2 separate regions of the Homo sapiens genome follow, and region 2 is linked to region 1. A link is a loop called in an ENCODE intact Hi-C map of the cell type or tissue named here. Cell type or tissue: breast epithelium. All regions are shown on one strand. Links, peaks and the distances in the headings refer to the core of each region. The heading gives the core; the rest is flanking DNA. Region 1 overlaps ZC3H7B (zinc finger CCCH-type containing 7B). Region 2 holds the start of L3MBTL2-AS1 (L3MBTL2 antisense RNA 1).

The links. A loop is a pair of places that touch in the nucleus more often than their neighbours do. Peaks named below come from ENCODE experiments on the same cell type or tissue, not always from the same donor. Only the 100,000 strongest peaks of a DNase experiment are listed, where the experiment ranks them.
Region 2: a loop joins it to region 1, with 2.7 times the contacts of the local background. A loop is called at or near these places in 2 of 110 quality-filtered maps.

The regions. Positions count from the first base shown.
Region 1 is chr22:41,330,129-41,341,397 of GRCh38, forward strand. It overlaps ZC3H7B (zinc finger CCCH-type containing 7B), which reads left to right. Exons shown (of 23, transcript NM_017590.6): 7 at 2,043-2,099; 8 at 8,185-8,227; 9 at 8,873-9,063; 10 at 9,688-10,009; 11 at 10,960-11,018. Among named protein-coding and RNA genes, the nearest start is that of ZC3H7B, 34 kb to the left of the region's middle. In breast epithelium, for the core only: no CTCF peak of the experiment used is centred there; no DNase peak of the experiment used is centred there.
Region 2 is chr22:41,213,209-41,224,477 of GRCh38, forward strand. L3MBTL2 (L3MBTL histone methyl-lysine binding protein 2) reads left to right here. Exons shown (of 17, transcript NM_031488.5): 3 at 685-818; 4 at 2,931-3,054; 5 at 3,915-3,994; 6 at 6,211-6,328; 7 at 7,526-7,660; 8 at 7,991-8,079; 9 at 10,812-11,043. It overlaps L3MBTL2-AS1 (L3MBTL2 antisense RNA 1), which reads right to left and starts at 4,419. Exons shown (of 3, transcript NR_148200.1): 1 at 3,824-4,419; 2 at 422-1,495. RefSeq lists enhancers at 4,593-5,290, 5,291-5,987. In breast epithelium, for the core only: no CTCF peak of the experiment used is centred there; DNase peaks (open chromatin) are centred at 4,528 and 4,733; H3K4me3 peaks cover 345 bases; H3K27ac peaks cover 2,017 bases.

The DNA of each region.
Region 1 (11,269 bases), core at 1,168-9,167:
GGTCGGTGTGGACGTGAGGAGGTCTGAAGGGAGGGACCAGGCTCCGTGGGGAAGGTGGGTGAGGGTGGCCAGGGCTGGGTTAGGACAGAGGGGAGTGACAGCAGGTGATCTTCCTTGTCTGTTGGCTGAAAGCCCTGGAACCTTTCGGAAAAGGAGAGAGCAGCCACCGCTTCTAGCTCACTTTAGACTCCAACTGTTGAAAACCACTCCCTCCCCTGTGCTGGCTGACTTTAGTCACCTGGAGGTGGCCTGAGTTGACACTGGCGTCCTTCAGCATTATGTTCTCAACACCCATATGGTGCAAATTTGAAGTGTTGGTATCTGTTTGGCTGGTTCAGTTCCACATAGATTCATTTGGTACCTGCCGAGGGCCAGGAGGCTGCACAAGGGAAACTCGTGACTCGAGTCTCTGCTGTGACCTTGAGCAAGTTAGTTCATCTCTTTCCACCTTGGTTTCCTCATCTGGACGATGGAGATAATTTATGCCCACCCCAGAGGGCTCATGGGAGGATTAAAAAGAGAGAATGGATGGGCTGGACGCAGTGCCTCATGCCTGTAATCCCAGCACGTTGGGAGGCCAAGGCGGGCAGATCACCTGAGGTCAGGAGTTTGAGACCAGCCTGATCAACATGTAGAAACCCCATCTCTACTAAAAATACAAAAATTAGCTTGGGGTGGTGGCACATGCCTGTAATCCCAGCTACTCGGGAGGCTGAGGCAGGAGAATCACTTTTTTTTTTTTTTTTTTTTGAGACGGACTCTCGCTCTGTCACCCAGGCTGTAGTGCTGGAGTGCAGTGGCGCGATCTCAGCTCACTGCAAGCTCCGCCTCCCGGGTTCACGCCATTCTTCTGCCTCGGCCTCTCCGAGTAGCTGGGATTACAGGCGCCCGCCACCACGCCCGGCTAATTTTTTATATTTTTAGTAGAGATGGGGTTTCACCGTGGTCTCGATCTCCTGACCTCGTGATCCGCCCGCCTCAGCCTCCCAAAGTGCTGGGATTACAAGCGTGAGCCACCGCGCCCAGCTGAGAATCACTTGAACCCGGGAGGCGGAGGTTGCGGTGAGCCAAGATCGCACCATTGCACTCCAGCCTGGGCAACGAGCGAAACTCTGTCTCAAAAAAAATAAATAAATAAAAGGCCGGGCGCGGTGGCTCATGCCTGTAATCCCAGCACTTTGGGAGGCCGCGGTGGGAGGATCACGAGGTCAGGAGATCGAGACCAGACCATCCTGGCTAACGCAGTGAAAGCCTGTCTCTACTAAAAATACGAAAAAATTAGCGGGGGTGGTAGCGAGCGCCTGTAGTCCCAGCTACTCTGAAGGCTGAGGCAGGAGAATGGTGTGAACCCAGGAGGCGGGACTTGCAGTGAGCAGAGATCGTGCCACTGCACTCCAGCCTGGGCAACAGAGCGAGACTCTGCCTCAAAAAAAAAAAAAAAAAAAAAGAGAGAGCAAATGGGCCGGGTGCAGTGGTTCATGCCTATAATCGTAGTACTTTGGGAGGCCGAGGTGGGCAGGTTGCTTGAGCTCAGGAGTTCAAGACCAGCCTGGGCAACATGGCGAAACCGTATCTCTACAAAAAGTACAAAAATTAGCCTGGTGTGGTGGTGCATGCCTGTAGTCTCAGCTACTTGGGAGGCTGAGGTGGGAGGATCACATGAACCCCAGAGGTCAAGGCTGCAGAGAGCCGAGATTGCATCCAGCCTAGGGGACAAAGTGAGACTCTGTCTCAGAAAAAATTTAAAAATTAACAAATAAAAAAATAGAATGTTTGAGATGGTGCCTAGCATGGTGCCTGACACACAGTAGAGGTGTGCAGGGAGGTCCTCTGCCCAGGTCAAGGTTGGAAGAAGAAAACCCCAGAATCTGACCCAGAGAGACAGAGCAGTTGATTTCCGGCAGGCCTGGGGACAGGGACTCTCGGGGGCGCTGCAGACCCCAGCTGCTTGTGTCAGGGCCTCTTTGCTGCCCCAGCTAAGGGGACCTTGAGCATCTTTTCAGAATCTTTACCTCTGCCCACCTCTCTCCAATCTCTGGCAGGAATTGGAAACCTTTTCTCTGCTCAGTAACGGCACTGCGGCTGGCGTGGCAGATCAGGTAGGATCGGGGCTGAACCAACCTGTCTCAGTTTATCCATTATGAGAGGTTTGGATTCACTCTCTCCGGGTATAAATGACCTCAGGCAGTGGGTCCAGGGGCCTCCGCCTCCCTAGGAGGTACCTCCCGTGTCCACGGGGGCAGGATGTGGGGACAGGCCATGGCTGCTGTTGGCAGGGAGTGGTCATTGCCGGGGAGCCGCCGGGGGCAGCCTCACTCTTGAACCCTGGCCAGGACACAGTCTGGGCAGCCTGGTCCCACACGCCTTCCTTCTGCCTCCTGCCCCACATTTCCTGCTGTGTTGCCTTTTTTCTCACCAGCCTTTCTGCAGGTTCAGGCCCCTGGGCCTCAAATGTCTTCCTCTTCCCCACCCTGCCTTTCTCTGTCTTTTCGCTTTTCAAAGCCCAGCTCAAGGGCATGCCCCTGCCGAAACCCATCCTGCTCTCCCTGGCTCAGTGACTCTGCTTGGGAGGGGCAGCCGAGACTGAGGACTCTGACAAGGAAGAGCCCAACTGGGCCCTGCAGCCTTGGGCAGGTCCTTCAGTTTCTGCATTCTGAAATGCGGACCATCCCTCAACGGGAACAAGGGAGGAAAGTGCTTGATAACCTGGCACACACGACCCAGCAGGAAATGCAGTGGGCAGTCACTGTGGATAGCTGCTGTGCTGTCCTGAGTTGGGGACTCCTCCCAAGGGCCAAGACACTTGTGCACCCCAGTCAGGCCTGGCTCATCCCAGGGGGGTGAGGCAGGGCCTGGCACACGACTGAGACCCCTGCCCGCTGCTCAGGTAGACTTTGAGGCTTTCTGGAAAGTGAGAGATGGGCTATAAGAGCACTGATGGAGCCTGGGGTCCTGCCACCTTGTACATTAAGGGAAACTGAGGCACAGAGTGGGGAGGGGACGGGGCCAGTGTCACACAGCGAGGCAGCAGCAGGCCTCCCTCCTCCAGAGCTTTGCAGCACTTTCTTTCATTCATTCCATAAGGAGGCCCACAAAACACTCTCGGCCCTGGGCCTGAGAGAGCTGCGTCCTTGCCCTCAGGGACCTCCCAGCCTGCAAAGTAGGCAGTTGATGATCTGCCTTTGTAGCACTCATGGTTTATAATCAGAAATTATAGGTCAGGCATGGTGGCTCATGCCTGTAATCCCAGCAATTTGGGAGGCCGAGGTGGGTGATCACTTAATTTCGGGAGTTAAAGACCAGCCTGGCCAACATAATGAAACCCCATCCCTGCCAAAAATACAAAAATTAGCCGGGCATGGTGGCATGTGCCTGTAGTTCCAGCTACTTGGGAGGCTGAGGCAGGAGAATCACTTGAACCCAGGAGGCACAGTTTGCAGTGAGCCGAGATCGCGCCATTACACTCCAGCCTGAGAGACAGAATGAGACTCCATCTGAAAAATAAAAGAAATTATTAGGCCTGGCACATACCAGGTGCTCCAACGAGAAAACATTAAATGAATGAAAGGTGATTTGTCTAAGTTTACCCAGTATGGGCCAAGCACTGAGCTTGGGGTTGGGTATGTGATAAACAAAACAAATCTGTTTCCTGCCCTCAAAGAGCTCACAGTCTAGGATGGACATTAGGACATTAGGCAGATCATTTCTGGTTTCAAACTGTGATGAGGGCTGTGAAGGCAGAGTATGGGGAGACCTGGGCCATTGAGACTGGGAGCCCTGATTTAGACAGGATTCAGTGACATTTAAGCTGAGACCGGAAGGTTGAAGAGTTAGGGGCAGGGTGTGCAGGTGAAACAGCATTCCAGACCAGGTGGAAGGTATGTGCAAAGGCCCTGAGGCCTGGAGGAGCTCAGAGTGTGGGAGGAACCAACACCAAGGCAGAGCTGGGGGTCCTGGAACAGGAGATAGAAGCCAGACCGCTTGACCCCTGATAAGAAGCTCAGTCTTAGCATTGGGAAGGCATTGAGGGGAGGCAGCATTAATTCTATTCATTTATTCGGAAGGTATTTATTGAGCACTGCTTTGTACCCAGTGTCAGTTCAGACACTGGGAATAGAGCACCAAGGTAGCGTCTCATCACAGCAAGTGGAGCTGGGCTGGGCAGGCACAGCAGATGCTCAAAAAATATTTGTTGAATGATTGAATGACTGCGGCCAGGGGGCCACAGCAAATATGGGCTGAATGCCCAGCTCTCCAGGGCCAAGGCCGCAAAGCCTTGCTTAGTCTGCAGCCAGATGACCACAGATGGTGCCATACCTGGCACCAGGCCCCCCCCAGTCCCTGCCAGGCTGTTCACCCATCCCTGCAATCTTGCTGGGCTCCTCCTGCACATTCATAGAGGTCAGGAGGGCATGGTTAGGGAGGGCTCTAAGAAGCCCACAGTGGAGAGGACCAGTTCAGACCCTGCCTCATGAACTCAGTTTGCCCAACATGGTACAGCACACATGTGAGCACACACATGTGCACATGCACAAACGGAGTGCCCTAGGACACATGAGGGCAGGGTGGTGTCCCAGCCAGAGCCCCTGGCCTTCCGTGAGTTGTGCACAGACACAAGTAAATGCAGGCTGCAGGGGTCCCTGTAGGTTCTCCACCATGAGCACCATATTCATTCAGCCGGCTGGTCATTTCACATGTGCACCTGGAAGTGGGGATGGACCAGGCTGTGCCCACAGGGAGCTTCTTATGACCTAGGAGCCAGGCAGAGGCCCTGCAAGACAGTGTCTGTGCAAGAGCTGTCCCTGGCATCGTGGGGAACAAGATGCAAGGAGGGCTGTGAGTTCCAGGAACAGAGAGCCCAAGGCAGCCTTGGTTGGAAAGGGCTTCAGCGAGCCAGGGAAGCAAGACTAAGAGGAAGGGAGAGCTGGAGAGGGGGAAATGGCACTCATGACCAGGAGCACAGCCTGCACAAAGGCTAAGCAGCAAAAGAGACAGACACCCCAGATCACAAGACCAGTTCCTCCTATGGGGCTCGGAATAGCCTGGGCTCTGCAGTGGAACGTGCTTTGGATCAGATCCTGAGCACGCTCCTTATCTACGCAGGCCACTCCACCCCTCAGAGCCTTGGCTTCCTTCTCTTTTGCAGGGGTCCGGTACCTGCCATTTTGTGGGGGTTATAGAATTACAATGGGTCAATGTGAAAGCTCCCAGCAGGGCGTCTGCAGAAGAGATAGAGCTCCATAGACCTTTGTTGCCAAACAGATGTCACCAGAAGGAGTGCCATGCAGAAGGGCAGGAACAGTGAGCCTGGCAGGCTGGGGTGATGGCATGGGCAGGAGGGCTGAGAAGGTGACTTTGTCCTGCGTGGCCTGGGAGCCATGGGCAGGATCTAGCAGGGAGAATCACCGCTTTCCCTAGAGATGTTCATCTGGTACCTCTCTTTCCCTCAAAGACTTTATGTACTTACCATGAGGATAGCAGCTCTGTGATCCAGCGTGGCGGCCTTGGTTTGGCAGCCAATCTATGGTGGGCAGACACTCCGGAGACTGAAGTGCACACATTTGCCATGTGCTCTATGGCAGGCTCAGGTGTGGGAAGGAGGTGCAGGGTGTTGGTGCAGGTATGGATGGGGGAGTGTACAGTTCCAGGGGACAGAGTCAGGACAGGCTCTTGGGTCAGACAGCCCTGCTCTGATCTGTGCATAGCAGCTTTCTGGGCTGACATTTCCATGCCGTGGGATGATACCTCGCAGGGCGCCTGGACCGAGGGCTAAACCCCACAGTGGGTGTGAGATGCTGGCCTGGGCTGGCGTGAGGCAGGATGCTGGATGAGTCTAGCTGCTGGTCCTGTGGCTGCTGGTCCTGGGAAAGGAAGGCTAGTGGTGGAGTCTGGTCCTCCATCCGGCTCTCCGTGGGGACACAGAAAGGGTGGGGCCACCCAGGGCCTCACCAGGGAAGCAGGACTTGAGCTGGACTGTGAAGGACTCAGAGAAAAAGGGGAGGGTGTTCAGGACAGGGAAGGATGCACCACAGCCTGGAGGTTGGAGTGTGGGAACTGTTGAACGAAACAGCAGCTCTCCCAGCCCAACTTCCAGAAACTGTGCATCTAATCAACACAGGCCGGGCACGGTGGCTCACGCCAGTAATCCCAGCACATTGGGAGGCCAAGGCGGGTGGATCATTTGAAGTCAGGAGTTTGAGATCAACCTGGCTAACATGGTGAAACCCCATCTCTACTAAAAAATTCAAAAATTAGCTGGGCGCGGTGGCTCACACCTATAATCCCAGCACTCTGGGAGGCCGAGGCGGGTGGATCACGAGGTCAGGATATCGAGACCATCCTGGCTAACACGGTGAAACCCCATCTCTACTAAAAATACAAAAAATTAGCCAGGCGTGGTGGCGGGTGCCTGTAGTCCCAGCTAGTCTGGAGGCTGAGGCAGGAGAATGGCATGAACCCAGGAGGCGGAGCTTACAGTGAGCTGAGATCGTGCCACTGCACTCCAGCCTGGGCTACAGAGTGAGACTCCATCTCAAAGAAAAAAAATATATATATATATTCAAAAATTAGCTGGGCATGGTGGCATGCTTCTGTAATCCCAGCTACTCAGGAGGCCGAGATTAGAGAATCACTTGAATGTGGGAGTCGGAGGTTGTAGTGAGCTGAGATCACACCATTGCACTGCAGCCTGGGTGACCAAACGAGACTCCATCTCAAAAAAAAAAAGTTGGGTGTGGTGGCTCAGGCCTGTAATCCCAGCACTTTGGGCGGTTGAGGGAGGTGGATCACCTAAGGTCCGGAATTCAAGACCAGCCTGACCAACATGGAGAAACCCCATCTCTACTAAAAATACAAAAATTAGCCAGGCATGGTGGCGCATGCCTGTAATCCCAGCTACTTGGGAGGCTGAGGCAGGAGAATCGCTTGAACCTGGGAGGCAGAGGTTTCGGTAAGCCAAGATCGCACCATTGCACTCCAGCCTGGGCAACAAGAGCAAATCTCCATCTCAAAAAAGAATAAATAAAAATACAAAATAAAAATACAAAAAAGTTAGTCAGGCGTGGTGACGGGTGCCTGTAATTCCAGCTACTCGGGAGGCTGAGGCAGGAGAATTGCTTGAACCCGGGAGGTAGAGGTTGCAGTGAGCCAAGATCATGCCACTGCACTCCAGCTTAGGGAACAGAGTGAGACTCTGTCTCAAAAAAAAAAAACAAACCCAAAACACAAAGCACTTCCTGTGTGCCAGGCCCCGTTCTAAGCACTTCACACATAGCAAGTCATTTCATCCTGATAGCCTTCCCCAGCGGTGAGTGAAGCAGGCCCAGAGTGGATGGGGAACTTTGCCCAGGTTGTACAGCCTGCTCAGGCCCAGCTTTCCTCCAGCAGGAAGGCAGTGGGATCCCACCTGGGTTTATGCCCTTCTCTGCTTCCTGGGGGGCCTGGGGCTACCGTGGGAGAGGAGAGCCTGGGGACTCAGGGAGGGGGCACTTTTGTCTTTGAACTGCAGGCCATCTGTGGTGCTGTGGGGGGAGGCTTGCTAAGACCCTTGCCACCTTCACCGGGGTGAGGACCCTGCCCTGTGGTGGGTGGAACCAAGACTCAGAGGTTCTCTCCCTGCCCTCAACCACCCCTCCCTAGAGGGACAGCTGTGGGGATCCACTGAGCCCATGCCCCCACCTGCTGGCCCATCCAGCCCCTTGCTGGGCACCACAGGGGTGAGGACCCAGCACGTGTGAGGGCTTTTTTTTTTTTTTTTTGAGGTAGAGTCTCGCTCTGTTGCCCAGGCTGGAGTATAGTGGCATGATCTCGGCTCACTGCAACATCCACCTCCTGGGTTCAAACCATTCTCCTGCCTCAGCCTCCCAAGTAGCTGGGGTTACAGGCTCCTGCCACCATGCCCGACTAATTTTTGTATTTTTAGTAGAGATGAGGTTTCACCATGTTGGCCATGCTGGTCTTGAATTTCTGACCTCAGGTGATCCACCCACCTCAGCCTCCCCAAGTGCTGGGATTATAGGCATAAGCCACCACGCCTGGCCGCATGTGAGGGCTTTAATCTCCCCTGGCACTCTAAGTGCTCCTCGGTGCTGGGTCAACAGCATAGTCACGTGGGGAGGGGCTGGTGCTGGGTGCTGGGATCGGGGCCTTCCCAGCCACAGCGCCACTGTGGCCCTCTCCCCACAGGGAACTTCTAATGGATTGGGGTCCATAGATGACATCGAAACAGGTAATGTCCCCGATACGAGGGAACAAGTGGAAATTGGGGCCCCGAGAGGTCAGGGGAGTCGAGCCCCCTCCCCATCCCAGCCCTGTAGATGGGAGGGCCTCCGAGGGGTTCCCCACCCTGGTACTCCCTGAGGCATGGGAGAAAACAGTGGGTTGAGAGCTACAGACCCACTCAAGGAGGGGAGGGCATCTCTAGTCTGGCAGAGAGGGGTGCTGCCTCTTAGCTAGGTGCAACAGTCCCATGGCCTTCACTCCTGGCTGCCTGCACACCCCCACCTCTTCCAAAGCCCTTTCCCCTCCTCTTCCTCATTGGCTTCCAGAAAAGGTTGCCTTTTAAGAGTGTCCCCTGGAGAGGGCATTGCTTACCCCAGAAGAAGGAGGCAGCAGTGGTGGACATTTAGGCATTGAGCCTGGGCCAAGGATTGACATCATAGGACTGAGGGCCCCTCCCTGCTCTGGGGCTGTGGCCTTCCTTGACCACCCCCTGAGCATCTGCCAGTGGGATCAGCCGATGGGGAAGGCAGGGCTCCTGGCAAGAGCTGAAAGAAGAAGGGAAAGTGTTGGATGAGCATCACGGGGCCCGGGACGCCTCCTCCACCCTCACCAAGCAGTGCTCCCCTTCGGCTCTTGCCCACCCCATCCGCAGACTGCTACGTGGACCCTCGAGGCTCCCCAGCCCTTCTCCCCTCCACGCCCACGATGCCCCTGTTCCCTCACGTTCTGGACCTGCTGGCCCCCCTGGACAGCAGCAGGACCCTCCCCAGCACCGACAGCCTGGATGACTTCTCAGACGGGGATGTCTTTGGCCCAGAGCTGGACACCCTCCTGGACTCGCTGGTGAGCCACACCACCCTCCTTGTGCTCCCCTGATCCCCTCTCCCCGCTGTGTCCCCATTGTCCCAGGGGTGGAGGGAAGGCCCCAATGCTCATGTCATGTGTCTCAGGAGGAGGCCTCAGTAGGGACTTGTTTGGTACAGAAATGAAGCTGCACACTGGGCACGGTGGCTCACGCCTGTAATCCCAATACTTTGGGAGGCCAAGGCAGCGGATTACTTGAGGTCAGGAATTCGAGACCAGCCTGGCCAACGTGGTGAAACCCCCTCTCTACTAAAAATACAAAAATTAGCCGGGCATGGTGGCACATGCCTGTGGTCTCAGCTCCTCAGGAGGCTGAGGCCGGAGAATCGCTTGAACCCGGGAGGCGGAGGTTGCAGTGAGCCGAGATCACACCACTGCACTCCAGCCTGGGCAGTGGAGCAAGACTCCGTCTCAAAAAAAAAAAAAGAAATGAAGCTGCACAATGTCTGGCCAGAAGGGACCATAGTGAGCCCTGCTCCCACATGGGACAGGATGAAGCCAGGCGACAGGGTGCAGGTCTCCTTGCTTCCCCAAGTCCTGATGCTGCCCAGGCCTGGGCAGTCCTGTTTTCCTCTGACCCCTCCCTCTGTCCCTGCCTCATAGTCTCTGGTCCAGGGTGGCCTGTCTGGCAGCGGCGTGCCTAGTGAGTTGCCCCAGCTGATACCCGTGTTCCCCGGCGGGACCCCACTGCTACCACCTGTGGTGGGTGGCTCCATCCCTGTCTCCAGCCCACTGCCCCCCGCCTCCTTCGGCTTGGTCATGGACCCCTCCAAGAAGCTGGCCGCCTCTGTGCTGGATGCCCTCGATCCCCCGGGCCCCACGCTGGACCCCCTGGACCTGCTGCCGTACTCGGAGACCCGGCTGGATGCACTCGACAGCTTTGGGTCGACACGAGGCTCCCTGGACAAACCTGACTCCTTCATGGGTAAGGCCATGGGTGGGCCCGTTCAACCTCCCTGGACAGGTTGCACAGTGCTGTGGCCTCTTTGGTGCCTGGAGAGTGGAGTTGAGTTACAGATCTGTTTGTCCCCATCACTCCTTAGCAATCCCAGGCCATGTCTGTGTGTTGCCGTCTCTGCAGTGCTCAGCACAGTGTGGGGCTGGGCCTGAGGGGTGGGTGTCTTGTTCAAGATCAAGCAGAGGAGAGCTGCGACAGTCCAGGCCTCTAGACTCCCAGTCTGGTGCTCCCTGCCCAGCCTCCCGGGACCCTGGGTCACCAGGCTGGTGAGATCCCATGGGATGATCCTGAGGCTGGGGGCGGAGCACAAGGTCATGGCCTCCCACTGCACCACTCTGGGCTGGGTGCCAGGGACCCAGGGAGGAAGCCGTCTTGTCTGGGCGCTGGTGGGGCTAGCTTTCGGCAGTCGGACACAGCCCAGGGCACTCGACTGAGAGGGCTTAACGGGACTGTCGGGGCACGGAGGGGACTTCACTCAGCCTCAGGGCCAAAGGAGGCTTCCTGGAGGAAGTGATGACTAGGCAGGGTCTTGAAGGAAAAGTTCACCTGCCAGGCAGAGGAAGCAGGGGCACTAGCCTGGCATGGCATGGCGCGGGGCTGGCTGATGAGCGGAGCAGCTGGGGTGGGGGCCTTGGTCTCCGAGGACCTGGGAGCAAGCTAAGGAACTTGGGCTTTCTCCTACGGGCAGCGGGAAGCCCTGGCAAGTTTAAGCAAAGAGTGGACACACTCAGGCTGGGAGGCGTCTTTGCCCCTGGGGAGTGGAGAGGAGAGGATAGAGTCAGGGGTTCAGCAGGAGTAGGAGAGGATGTGTGGCCTGGGGGCTTCTCCGAGTCAGCAATACATAAGGGGAAGCCCTAGGAAGGCCCCTCACGCCTCAGAGCCAGAGCCACTGACCCCTGTGTCTTCTCCCTGCCCAGAGGAGACCAACTCACAGGACCACCGTCCCCCTAGCGGTGCTCAGAAACCAGCCCCCTCGGTGAGTGACTTGAGTGGGGATCCAGGCCTCTCATTCCCTGCTGGGGGTTGTGGGTTCTAGAGTTGGGGAATGAGCCCTCTGCATGGGGTAAGGCACTGCATTCCCCACGGCGGGGCACTCCCAGAGTGGATGGATCAAAGATGATCACCTCGTGCCCTTCCTCACCAAGCCATATGCTGGGCGGGCACACAGAGGGCACCACTGCCCTTGTCTGATGGAAGAATTCAAGTCTCAGAGAGTGAAGTGACTTC
Region 2 (11,269 bases), core at 1,461-9,460, 120 kb before region 1:
GGCTCCGTCTCAAAAATAAATAAATAAAACACTGATCTAGTTCAGTCCCTTTACTATATAGATGAGAAAATAGAGCCACAGAGGTTAAGTGACTTTGGCACTTTTTCTTCCTATAAATTTTTTCGCTTTTTTTTGAGACAGTGTCTTACTTTGTTGCCCAGGCTAGAGGTACAGTGGTGCAGTCATGGCTCACTGCAGCCTCAGCCTCCTGGGCTCAGGCAGTTTCCCCCCGCCAAATCACACCTGGCCTTTTTTTTTTTTTTTTGGGCAACAAGGTCTTGCTATGTTGCCCAGGATGGTCTCAAATTCTTGCCCTCAAGCAATCCTCCCTCCTTGGCCTCCCAAACTGCCGGGATTACAGACAGGAGCTACCATGCCTAGTTTCTTCTCACTTTCCTCTGACAAACTTTTCAACACTCACCTGTTCCCCCAGTCGTCCTCATGGATTTCCATTAGCCCCTCTGTTGACATCTGTAGCCAAGGGAGGCCAAGCAGCAGCACTTCATTCAGGTAGATTCAGGATATACACACCAGTACCTCCCATTCCTCCTCTTATTCCATTAGCCTTTGTGGGGGCAGGGGCTCACCTGGTTAATGCAGTGCCCCAGGTTTTGAAGGGCCCATCACTTTGTTTGCTTTGAGGTGGTCATATCGGGTGAGTCATGTGCTAAGTTCTCTTCCCAGCTGTCTGTGAGATGTGTGGTATCGTGGGTACAAGGGAAGCCTTCTTCTCCAAGACCAAGAGGTTCTGCAGCGTCTCCTGCTCCAGGAGCTACTCCTCCAACTCCAAGAAAGCCAGTATCTTGGCTAGGTTACAGGTGAGAGGCAATCACTTGGATCCTTCCCGGTGCCTTTGGTGCTGAGACAGGAACCACCAAGTGACTGAAGGCCAGGGCCAGGAAAGTTTGAAAAGGTCCTTGCTTGTGGCCAGCTGGTATTTATTATGTTCTCAAACTTCAGAGGACAGTAGAATCCATTTGTGGAGCTTTTTAAATTATAGGTTCCTGAAGCTACGCTCCATTACCTACCATCATCCCCCAGAGTCTGGTGTATTCAGTACATTTTAAACAAGAACTATGGGGGAGTCTGACACCCTTGGTCTTCACCCCACACTTTTATAAATCCTTTCAAAGGAAGTTGGGAAACAGGCCCAAGGTTCACCAGCCACGGTGGCTTCAGGAAGACCATGCCTCCTCGGACTCCATGTCACAGGCAGCTACCTAGAAAGTCTTGCCAATTTTCTAAATTACTGATATTTATAGAATCTTTAGAGATGGAAAGATTCTTGGATGTGGTGTTGAACCCACACATTTATTGATAAGTATACTGAGGTCCAAGGAGGTAGAATGACATACCTAGTGTGGCTCTGTAGGAGGAGAATGGCGGAATTGAGGCTGGAACCTCATCTCAGGGGCCTCATCTTACCTTGTTTCCCAGTAGCTGGGACCAGCATCTGCAACACTGCTTCCCAAATTTGCCTGCATGTTGGGATCACCTGGAAAGTTTAAAAATTATTGATGCTGGTCGGGCACGGTGGCTCACGCCTGTAATCCCAGCACTTTGGGAGACCGAGGCGGGCGGATCACGAGGTCAGGAGATCGAGACCATCCCAGCCAACATGATGAAACCCCGTCTCTACTAAAAATACAAAAATTAGCCAGGCGTGGTGTTGTACGCCTGTAGTCCCAGTTACTCGGGAGGCTGAGGCAGGAGAATCGCTTGAACTTGGGAGGTGGAGGTTGCAGTGAGCCGAGATCGTGCCACTGCACTCCAGCCTGGGGGGAAAATATTATGTAAAATATATTGATGCTTGGGTCCTACTCCGAAAGGTTCTGATTTAACTGGGATGGTGTGTAGCCTGGACAGAGATTGGAAGAGCTCCCAGGTGATCCTAATGTGCAGCGAAGTTTGAGCACCACCGATGTTTATTAGAAATTGCTGTGTCCCAGATCCTTCTGCTTACTGCTTCATACACTGTCGCCTTTGTGAGACAATTACCATTGTTTCCCCATTTTGTAGATTTTACTTAAGGCACCGAAAGATCCCTCTCTTCCGAGAGCTAAGAATAATATTGGTAATATTAATAGCTATGGTTTGGGAGTACTTGCTAAGGGCTTGACATTCTCAGTCCAATTAACGATCTTAAAAAATTTGATTTTTAAAAAAATTCCTTTTTATAAAGGCTCAGAAATTTTAGTAACTTACTTAAAGGTATACAACTAAAAACTGTAGAACTGGGATTTGCCCTGTAGGTTTGTTTGGGACTTAAACCCAGATTTCTGCTTCACTGATCTCTTTAGTAAATTCCTGGCCTTCCTGTTCAGTACTTAAGTTACAAAATACAGACCAGATCAGTGGCCATTCCCTTTGGAAAGGGAGGACCCCCTTTGAGTACCTAATGAAAGCTGTGGGTCCTCTCCCAAACATTCGCCTATGTGGACCCTCTCCCGAACATTCGCCTATGTGGACCCTCTCCCGAACATTCGCCTATGTGGACCCTCTCCCGAACATTCGCCTATGTGGACCCTCTCCCAAACATTCGCGTATGTACAGAAGGTTGCCTCCCAGTTCATGAGCGTTTCTGGGCCCCTGTGAGGCCCATTCTTTGCTTTGGATCTATCAGTAGCGACACTGGAGGAAGGAGATGACTGAGACTTGAATCTGGGAGGACAGAAAGGCTTAAAAGATAGAACATGGGTCTCTCCCTGCTCTGCAGCACTGCCTAGCACCCCCTAGCACCCCCGACGCTTCCCCACAACCACCCCCTGAGCTCAGGATTGTTATTGTCATCACTGTTTCACACATGAAGAAACTGAAGCCCAAAAGAGGTTAAGTCACTGGCCCAAGCCCAGGACTTCAACTTGGCGGCCCAAATCCAGACTCATGATCCCAGCCGCCAGGCTACACATAGCCTCTGTCCTCCTCTCCAGGGAAAACCACCGACCAAAAAAGCCAAAGTCCTGCACAAGGCTGCCTGGTCTGCCAAAATTGGAGCCTTCCTCCACTCTCAAGGGACAGGACAGCTGGCAGATGGGACACCAACAGGACAAGACGGTAAGATAGCAGAGGGCCCTGCTTAGGAAGCTGCCGTGGCTGGGGAGGAGACTGGGTTTGGGGTGGCCTTTCCTAGGAATGAAGACTGGGCAAACCGGCCAGGTAGAAAGTGCCCTAAGTCAGGGTCACTGCGGATTGCATCTTCCTCACCTGTTGGGTATTGTGGAAATTACCCAGAAAAATGCCTTCAAACACCCTTAAATTATCAGGACTCCTACCCATGATAATTCAAAAGCCAAGAATTGGCTGTTTTTGTTTCTCTTTGCTTTTATCCTTTTGGTTTCTGTTTCCCTGGGGCAACGAAGGCCCAGATATGGTTTGAAGGCAGGTTTGGAGAGGGGTGGTGGGATAAGGAAAGGAGCCTCTCTCTGAGTGTGTAGCAATTGCTAAGCAAGTTAAATGTATGCATAAAGCAACTCTGCTATCATTGTTCTGAGTTTCTAACTGAAATTGAGCTCAGCAGGCCGGAGCTCAGTTGGAGGGGCCCTGGTGTGTGCGCACCCCCTCCCCCACATTTAGATTGGGTGTGGCCAATCAGGTTCAGGGCGGAGGGAGGAATTTAAGCCCAGGGATATTTCAGTTTTCCCCTTTGGGGGAAGAAGGGCGAGAAATTTCCCTTTGAATGTTCCTCTACTCCTGAGAGTCTTGCCACCTTTCAATTCAGTCCTCAACAGTGGTCCCTCATGGCCACTGGTGGATCAGGTATGGGAGTGAAGGAGGGTGTCGTGGGCAGCGCTGTGAGAGGGGCTGCTGGGGGTGGGGGACCTACCTCTGCAGGTCCCACAGGGCCCTTGGGGTCCAGGCTCCTGGAGTGGCTGCTGCGCAGGCTCCTAGTCTGACTCGTCCTCTCTGCTCTGCAGCTCTGGTCTTGGGCTTCGACTGGGGGAAGTTCCTGAAGGATCACAGTTACAAGGCTGCTCCCGTCAGCTGTTTCAAGCACGTGAGTGCCCTGGAGCTGAGGGAGGGAGGCCGGGGAGCCGGGCCTGGAGCTGCTCCTCCACCTGCTTCACCAGGGCGGCTTCAGGCTGGACAGTGACAGTGGGGAGGTCTGGGCAGGAGACGGATGGCGTTACCACTCGCTCCATTTCATGTTTATGTCAAAAAAATCCTCCTACAAACACTTCTATCACCTGCTTGGCTTCACTCCCGGTCTGAAGCCCTTCAGTTTATTTACATGATGGAACTTGGTGCTAGCTGATGTCGAAGGGTCTTTGCAGTCTGAAACCCTTCTCTCCTTTCTCCCCCATTTGCAGCATTTTCCCATGGAAAGCAGGGTGCTTCTGTAGCTGGCCTGGGCCCCGTGGGCCCCGAGAGGCAGATGTGGATGCTCCTGGAGCCACTTCTGTAAAAGGCTCCTCGATGCGGATCATGTAAAAGCCAGAACGAAGGGCAAGGCCCTTAGGGGCGGGGCTTGAGCGCAAGAACCGAATATCCAGCAGCTGTGACGTGTGGAGCCTGCAGGCCGGGAGAGCAGAGCCCACAACAGCACTCTTGTTTTGTCTTCACACCACGTCCCTAAGCTCCGGGAAATCCAGGAGGAGGCCTCTTTAGTCTTGAGGAAGTAGGGAGTCTTTTACCCAGAGTAAGCCACTTCCTCTCCTCCTTTCAGAACTGCCACTGAACTCTGGGGAGTGCCCTGAACAATGACAGCTGCTTCTTGACTCAGCTAACTCACTCCTCTCGTCTCTGAATGGCTAATGAAGGTGCACCTCCTTCCTGCTGGAGGGGGAGCCTCTTTTTTGCCCTGAATTCTCTAATAGTTTCAGCATTTTCATTTCCAGGGAGTTGCATCATCCTTGTGTCTAACACATATAATCCAATTTGCTTTGTAAAAAGCCTGCCCCTGCGTGCCTGGGCTAGCGCAACTGTGTCCGGGTTCTGTGATGAACTAAACTCAAGTGACCAGGGAGATGGAATGGGATACCTCAACTGGCTGAAGCCAGGGCTGAGAATAAAAAAGGTGAATTTGGCCAGGCGCAGTGGCTTACCCCTATAATCCCAGCACTTTGGGAGGCCGAGGCGGGTGGATCACCTGAGGTGAGGAGTTCGAGACCAGCCTGGCCAACATGGTGAAACCCCATCTCTACTAAAAATACAAAAATTAGCTGGAAGTGGTGGCAGGCACCTGTAATCCCAGCTACTTGGGAGGCCGAGACAGGAGAATCCCTTGAACCTGAGAGGCGGAGGTTGTAATGAGCTGAGATTGCGCCACTGCACTCCAGCCTGGGTGACGGAGCAAGACTCTAAAAAAAGTGATTCTCCCAAAGGAGAATCAAAAGTACCATTGGCAGGAAAGTGAGGATTAGGTACTGGGAAGGCAACTGAAACAGTCCAGTGCTGTCCTGGGGCACTTTATTTTATTTTATTTATTTTTTCGATATGGGAGTTTCACTCTTGTTGCCCAGAGCTGGAGTGCAATGGCACTATCTCAGCTCACAGCAGCCTCCCCCTCCCAGGTTCAAGCGATTCTCCTGCCTCAGCCTCCGGAGTAGCTGGGATTACAGGCATGTGCCACCACCACGCCCGGCTAATTTTGTATTTTTAGTAGAGACATGGATTCTCCATGTTGGTCAGGCTGGTCTCGAACTCCCAGCCTCAGGTGATCCGCCCGTCTCGGCCTCCCAAAGTGCTGGGATTACAGGCGTGAGCCACCATGCCTGGCCCCCTGGAGCATTTCAGTAGGAGGGGAGGTAGAGAGTAAACTTGCAGGTGGATGGCTGTGTGTAAACAAGGGGGTCATAATGCCCACAGCCCAGGTTTGTATGATGATTGAAGGAAAGTATATTTGTGCTAATATCAGCGCCCTGCCATTGCTCGGGCTGGCACAGGGACGAAGGGATCGAGGCTCACCAAGGCATCATGTGCCCAAAATGATACAGTAAGAAACCAGTCCTATAAAGATTTTAGGACTCGGTTCTGTCTGACTCTGGGTCTCTAGCCATCACCCTGCATCCCACCACCTCCACCTCTACTCCCGGCTTAGCTCTTCAAGGACAGGAGACCTCATCTCTTTATCTCTAGTAGCTGGTTCTGCACACAGTGGGTGATGTGAAAAGTTGAGGTGCAAACGAGGACTTGACTGAGGCCGTGAGGCAGTCTGTCTCCCCTGCTAGCACAGTTAGCTCACTCTCTCGGTACACTCTCATCGCCACACAGGTCCCACTCTATGACCAGTGGGAGGATGTGATGAAAGGGATGAAGGTGGAGGTGCTCAACAGTGATGCTGTGCTCCCCAGCCGGGTGTACTGGATCGCCTCTGTCATCCAGACAGCAGGTGAGTGTTTGGCCAGGGCAGGGCCAGGGATGTGTCTGCAGAGTGACATCTCTAGATGGGTGAACAGTGTTGTAGGCAGGAGTTGGCTTCATAAAACAAAAATCCCACCCACTGGAATTTTTGCCCCACTTCTAAGGATTCTTTTACCGGAGAAGGGAACACAGAGCTTGGCAGGCTTGGAAACCCCAAATTTTTTTGTTTGTTTTTGTTATTTTGTTTTTTTTAGATGGTGTCTTGCTCTGTCACCCAGGCTGGAGTACGGTGGCACGATCTCGGCTCACTGCAACCTCCACCTCCTGGGTTCAAGCGATTCTCCTGCCTCAGCCTCCCGAATAGCTGGGACTACAGGCCACCTGGCCACCACACACGGCTAATGTTTGTATTTTTAGTAGAGACGGGGTTTCACTATCTTGGCCAGGCTGGTCTCAAACTCCTGACCTCAGGTGATCCTCTGCATCCCAAAGTGCTGGGATTATAGGCGTGAGCCACCGTGCCTGGCTGGAAACCCCAATTTTTAAAGTTTGTTCCAGGGCCAGGTTTCGTGGCTCACACCTCTAATCCCAGCACTTTGGAGGCAGAGGCAGGAGGATTGTTTGAGCTCAGGAGTTCGAGACCAGACGGGGCAATATAGTGAGATACTGTCTCTATAAAAAATGAAAAAATTTAAAAAGTAAAATTCATTCCAAGGATGATCAGGTTATAGAGAATTAACTCTCAGCACCATTCCATAATGCTTTCCGAACTAGGAGCATGAATTTGTTTGGCTAGGACTGTTGTGGACAACAGGAATCCACTTGCCTGGAAGTATAGGTGCCAGAAGTCCAGCTTAGGCTAGAGAAAAGAGAAGGCTTAAGAACATACCTTCCCCAAGCTAGGCCCGGTGGCTCACGCCTGTAATCCCAGCACTTTGGGAGGCCGAGGAGGGCAGATCACGAGGTCGGGAGATCGAGACCATCCTGGCTAACACGGTGAAACCCCGTCTCTATTTAAAATACAAAAAAAAATCAGCCGGGCGTGGTGGCAGGCGCCTGTAGTTCCAGCTACTCTGGAGGTGGAGCTTGCAGTGAGCTGAGATGGCGCCACTGCACTCCAGCCTGGGCGACAGAGCAAGACTTCGTCTCAGAAAAAAAAAAAAAAAACAGAACATACCTTCCCCAGCTCACCCTCCCTCACAGGTGCCCTTTCCTTTCCTTTCAGGGTATCGGGTGCTGCTTCGGTATGAAGGCTTTGAAAATGACGCCAGCCATGACTTCTGGTGCAACCTGGGAACAGTGGATGTCCACCCCATTGGCTGGTGTGCCATCAACAGCAAGATCCTAGTGCCCCCACGGAGTGAGTTGATGAGAACATTTCCTCTCTTGTTCCCGTAGGGCCCCTGGTAGAGGGAGAGTCCTCTGCTTGTGTTAGGTAGAATGGGAGTCCTCTGTCTTGTTAGAACAGAATCCACTTGCCCCCTGGCTTCCTGCCCTCCCCATCCCAGAGGCCTGGGGGCAGATCCACGTGTGGAATCTGATGTTCTCAGATGAAGTCATTGCTGGCCTGAAGAGGCAGCTATTTTCAGTCCCCACTGCTGAGGGGTCCCCACTCTGGGTCGGCGCTAGCGCCCCTGTCAGTGGAGGTTTGTCAGTCTGTGTAACCAGGATTCTGCTGGTGCCTCCACAGCCATCCATGCCAAGTTCACCGACTGGAAGGGCTACCTCATGAAACGGCTGGTGGGCTCCAGGACGCTTCCCGTGGATTTCCACATCAAGGTCGGCAGTGAGCCCTTAACTGATGTGCCTCCTTCCGCTCTTCCATTTTTCTGCATCCTGCATGCCACTCACTGGAGCATGTTACCTAAGACCCCTTGCCTGATGATCTTCAGCAGCTCCACATTTTGCAAGGCTAGAGACAAATGCTGCTGCTACGTGGTTGCCATCTGCCTTTCTAGCCTGGCGTCGGCCACTGCCCCACCCAGACTCTGCTCCTACTGCTCCAGTCATGCTGCTTTGTCTGCCTTTTGCTCTTCCGGAACCTTACCTTTGCTCATAGAATTTTTCAGAAGTGTTCACTCAATAGATTTTATTAACATACTTTTTTGTTTTTTGGGAGACGGAGTCTCGCTCTGTCCCCCAGGCTGGAGTGCAGTGGCGCGATCTCGGCTCCCTGCAAGCTCTGACTCCTGGGTTCACGCCATTCTCCTGCCTCAGCCTCCCAAGTAGCTGGGACTACAGGCGCCCACCACGCCCAGCTCATTTTTTTGTATTTTTAGTGAGATGGAGTTTCACCGTGGTAGCCAGGATGGTCTCAATCTCCTGACCTCGTGATCCATCTGCCTCGGCCTCCCAAAGTGCTGGGATTACAGGCATGAGCCACCGCGCCCAGCCTTTTTTTTCTTTTTGAGATAGAGTCTCGCTCTGTTGCCCAGGCTGGAGTGCAGTGGCATAATCTTGGCTCATTGCAACCTCCGCTTCCTGGGTTCAAGCAATTCTTCTGCCTCAGCCTCCCGAGTAGTTGGGATTACAGGTGCGCACACACCACCATACTTGGCTAATTTTTGTATTTTTAGTAGAGATGGGGTTTCACCATATTGGCCAGGCTGGTCTCGAACTCCTGACCTCAAGTGATCCACCTGCCTCGGCCTCCCAAAGTGCTGGGATTATAGGCATGAGCCACCATGCCCAGCCTTACATACTTGTTTACAAGGCACTGTGGGAATACAAAGAATACAGACCCTGCCATCCAGAAATCTCTAGTCTGGCAGAGGAAACAAAAGCCATGCACACAAGTAATTGTAATATAGCCTCGGTTCTGAGCCAGGGATGTGCCTGGCACAGCACAGGGTAAAGCCCAGTCTGGGGCGCCTCTGGGCTGTCTGATTCTGTCTGGTGTAGGACTCCTGTGTGGCACAGAATCATCTTTGTGGCATTTAATTTTAAGAAATGATTTAGTAAAAATTAAAAAGTCACATATATACATGGTAAAAGTGACTCATACCTGTCTCAGTGTCTCAGCACTTTGGGAGGCCAAGGCAAGAGGATCACTTGAGGCCAGGAGTCTGAAACCAGCTTGGGCAACACTGTGAGACTTCGTCTCTTGAAAAAAAAAAAAAACATTAGCTAGGCACGGCACAGTGGCTTACTCCTGTAATCCCAGCACTTTGGGAGGCCGAGGTCAGAAGATCACCTGAGGGCAGGAGTTCCAGACTAGCCTGGCCAACATGATGAAACCCTGTCTTTACTAGAAATACAAAAATTAGCTGGGTGTGGTGGCATGCGCCTGTAATCCCAGCTAACTCAGGAGGCTGAGGTGAGAGAATCGCTTGAAACCGGGAGGCCGAAGTTGCAGTGAGCTGAGATCGTGCCACTGCACTTCAGTCTGGGCCACAGAGCGAGGAGACTCCATTTCAAAAAAAAAAACAAAAACTAACAAAAATGGCGTTGGATTGTGGGCTGCACTGTGTTGGCTGTAGATGAAGAGAACATGGCAGGGAAGGCAGCCCAGAGGGGCCCCGAGCCAGGCCTTACCCTGTGTTTTCTCTCACTCTCCTGAGTGAGCTGCTGGGATACCGGATGTGGGACAGGCAATTGGTGTCAGGACGTATCCCAAGCCCTTGAGCTGGGCCAGAGGGTCTGTCTGGTTTAGGACCCCTGTGTCAGCTTTGCCTGTTGGCTGCTTTGTGACCTCTGAGACGCTTTCCTTCCTGGTGTGTTTGGAAATAGCACTGCTTAGTCTAGTCTAGGCTGGTTCTTCCTGACCCAGCAGTGCCCTGGGGCTGGAAAAGCCCTACACCCTACCTGTTCCCTGCCCCAGGCAGGACAGCACTGAAGTCACAGTGAACAAAAAGAACCTCCTCCTCTGTACCCCAGCACCATGGCTCTCTGTAGAGCAGCTCGAGGGCATCTTGGTCACCATCCCTCATTAGGTCAGTTGCTACCAAGGCACTGTGAAAGCACTGCAGAGCTGCAGCCCATCAGGGTCAGAAAGGGACACAGGAAGACTCAGTTCTCTGGACATGAGTCTTGTATGTGCCACAGGCAGAGGGCTGGGAGGGGGCGGGGAGGGCAGGATGCCTGGGGATCAGAGTGCAGAGCCCATGAGGAGCACAGGCTGCACACCAGCTTCCAGGCCCAGCTCTGGCACAAATGAGTCTGTGTAATTCTGGGCAGGCGTGACCTCTGGGTCACTTTTCCTTAGTCTAAAGTGCGTTTTGTGATTTGCATCAACTCATTGGCGTTTTGGTGGCAAGAAGTGGCATGCCCACTGCAAGCCGTGTGCCTTCCCTCTGTGTCCTCCTAGGGAGAGCTGTTGCCTCCCTCTGTGTCCTCCTAGGGAGTCAGGGCCAAGGTGAGCCTGGCAGCGCAGGCAGTCTCATCTGCCACCTCCCGACTGACTGAGTGTGGGGGATAACACCACACCTTCCCTGTCCTCCACTCACCAGAGCAGGAGGGTGGGTGGGAAGAGCCCTGAGCCATAGCAGGCCTGTGTTCTGACGTCGTTTCAGATGGTGGAGAGCATGAAGTACCCCTTTAGGCAGGGCATGCGGCTGGAAGTGGTGGACAAGTCCCAGGTGTCACGCACTCGCATGGCTGTGGTGGACACAGTAATCGGGGGTCGCCTACGGCTCCTCTACGAGGATGGTGACAGTGACGACGACTTCTGGTGCCACATGTGGAGCCCCCTGATCCACCCAGTGGGTTGGTCACGACGTGTGGGCCACGGCATCAAGATGTCAGGTTAGCAGAGCCCCAGGCCAGAGGGACTGCATGCTGTGCTTCCCCAGGGACGGAGTGGGAGCACCTTCCTACTCGTCACAGCAGGTCAGCAGGTGGAGGTTGGCATGGCCCCCCTGCAGTGATGATACTGAGCTCCAGAGAGCTTGAGTAACTTGACAAAAGTCACTCCACTCAACTTGTGAGTGGTAAAATCAAGATTTGAACCCAGATGCTACCAGCCCCGATC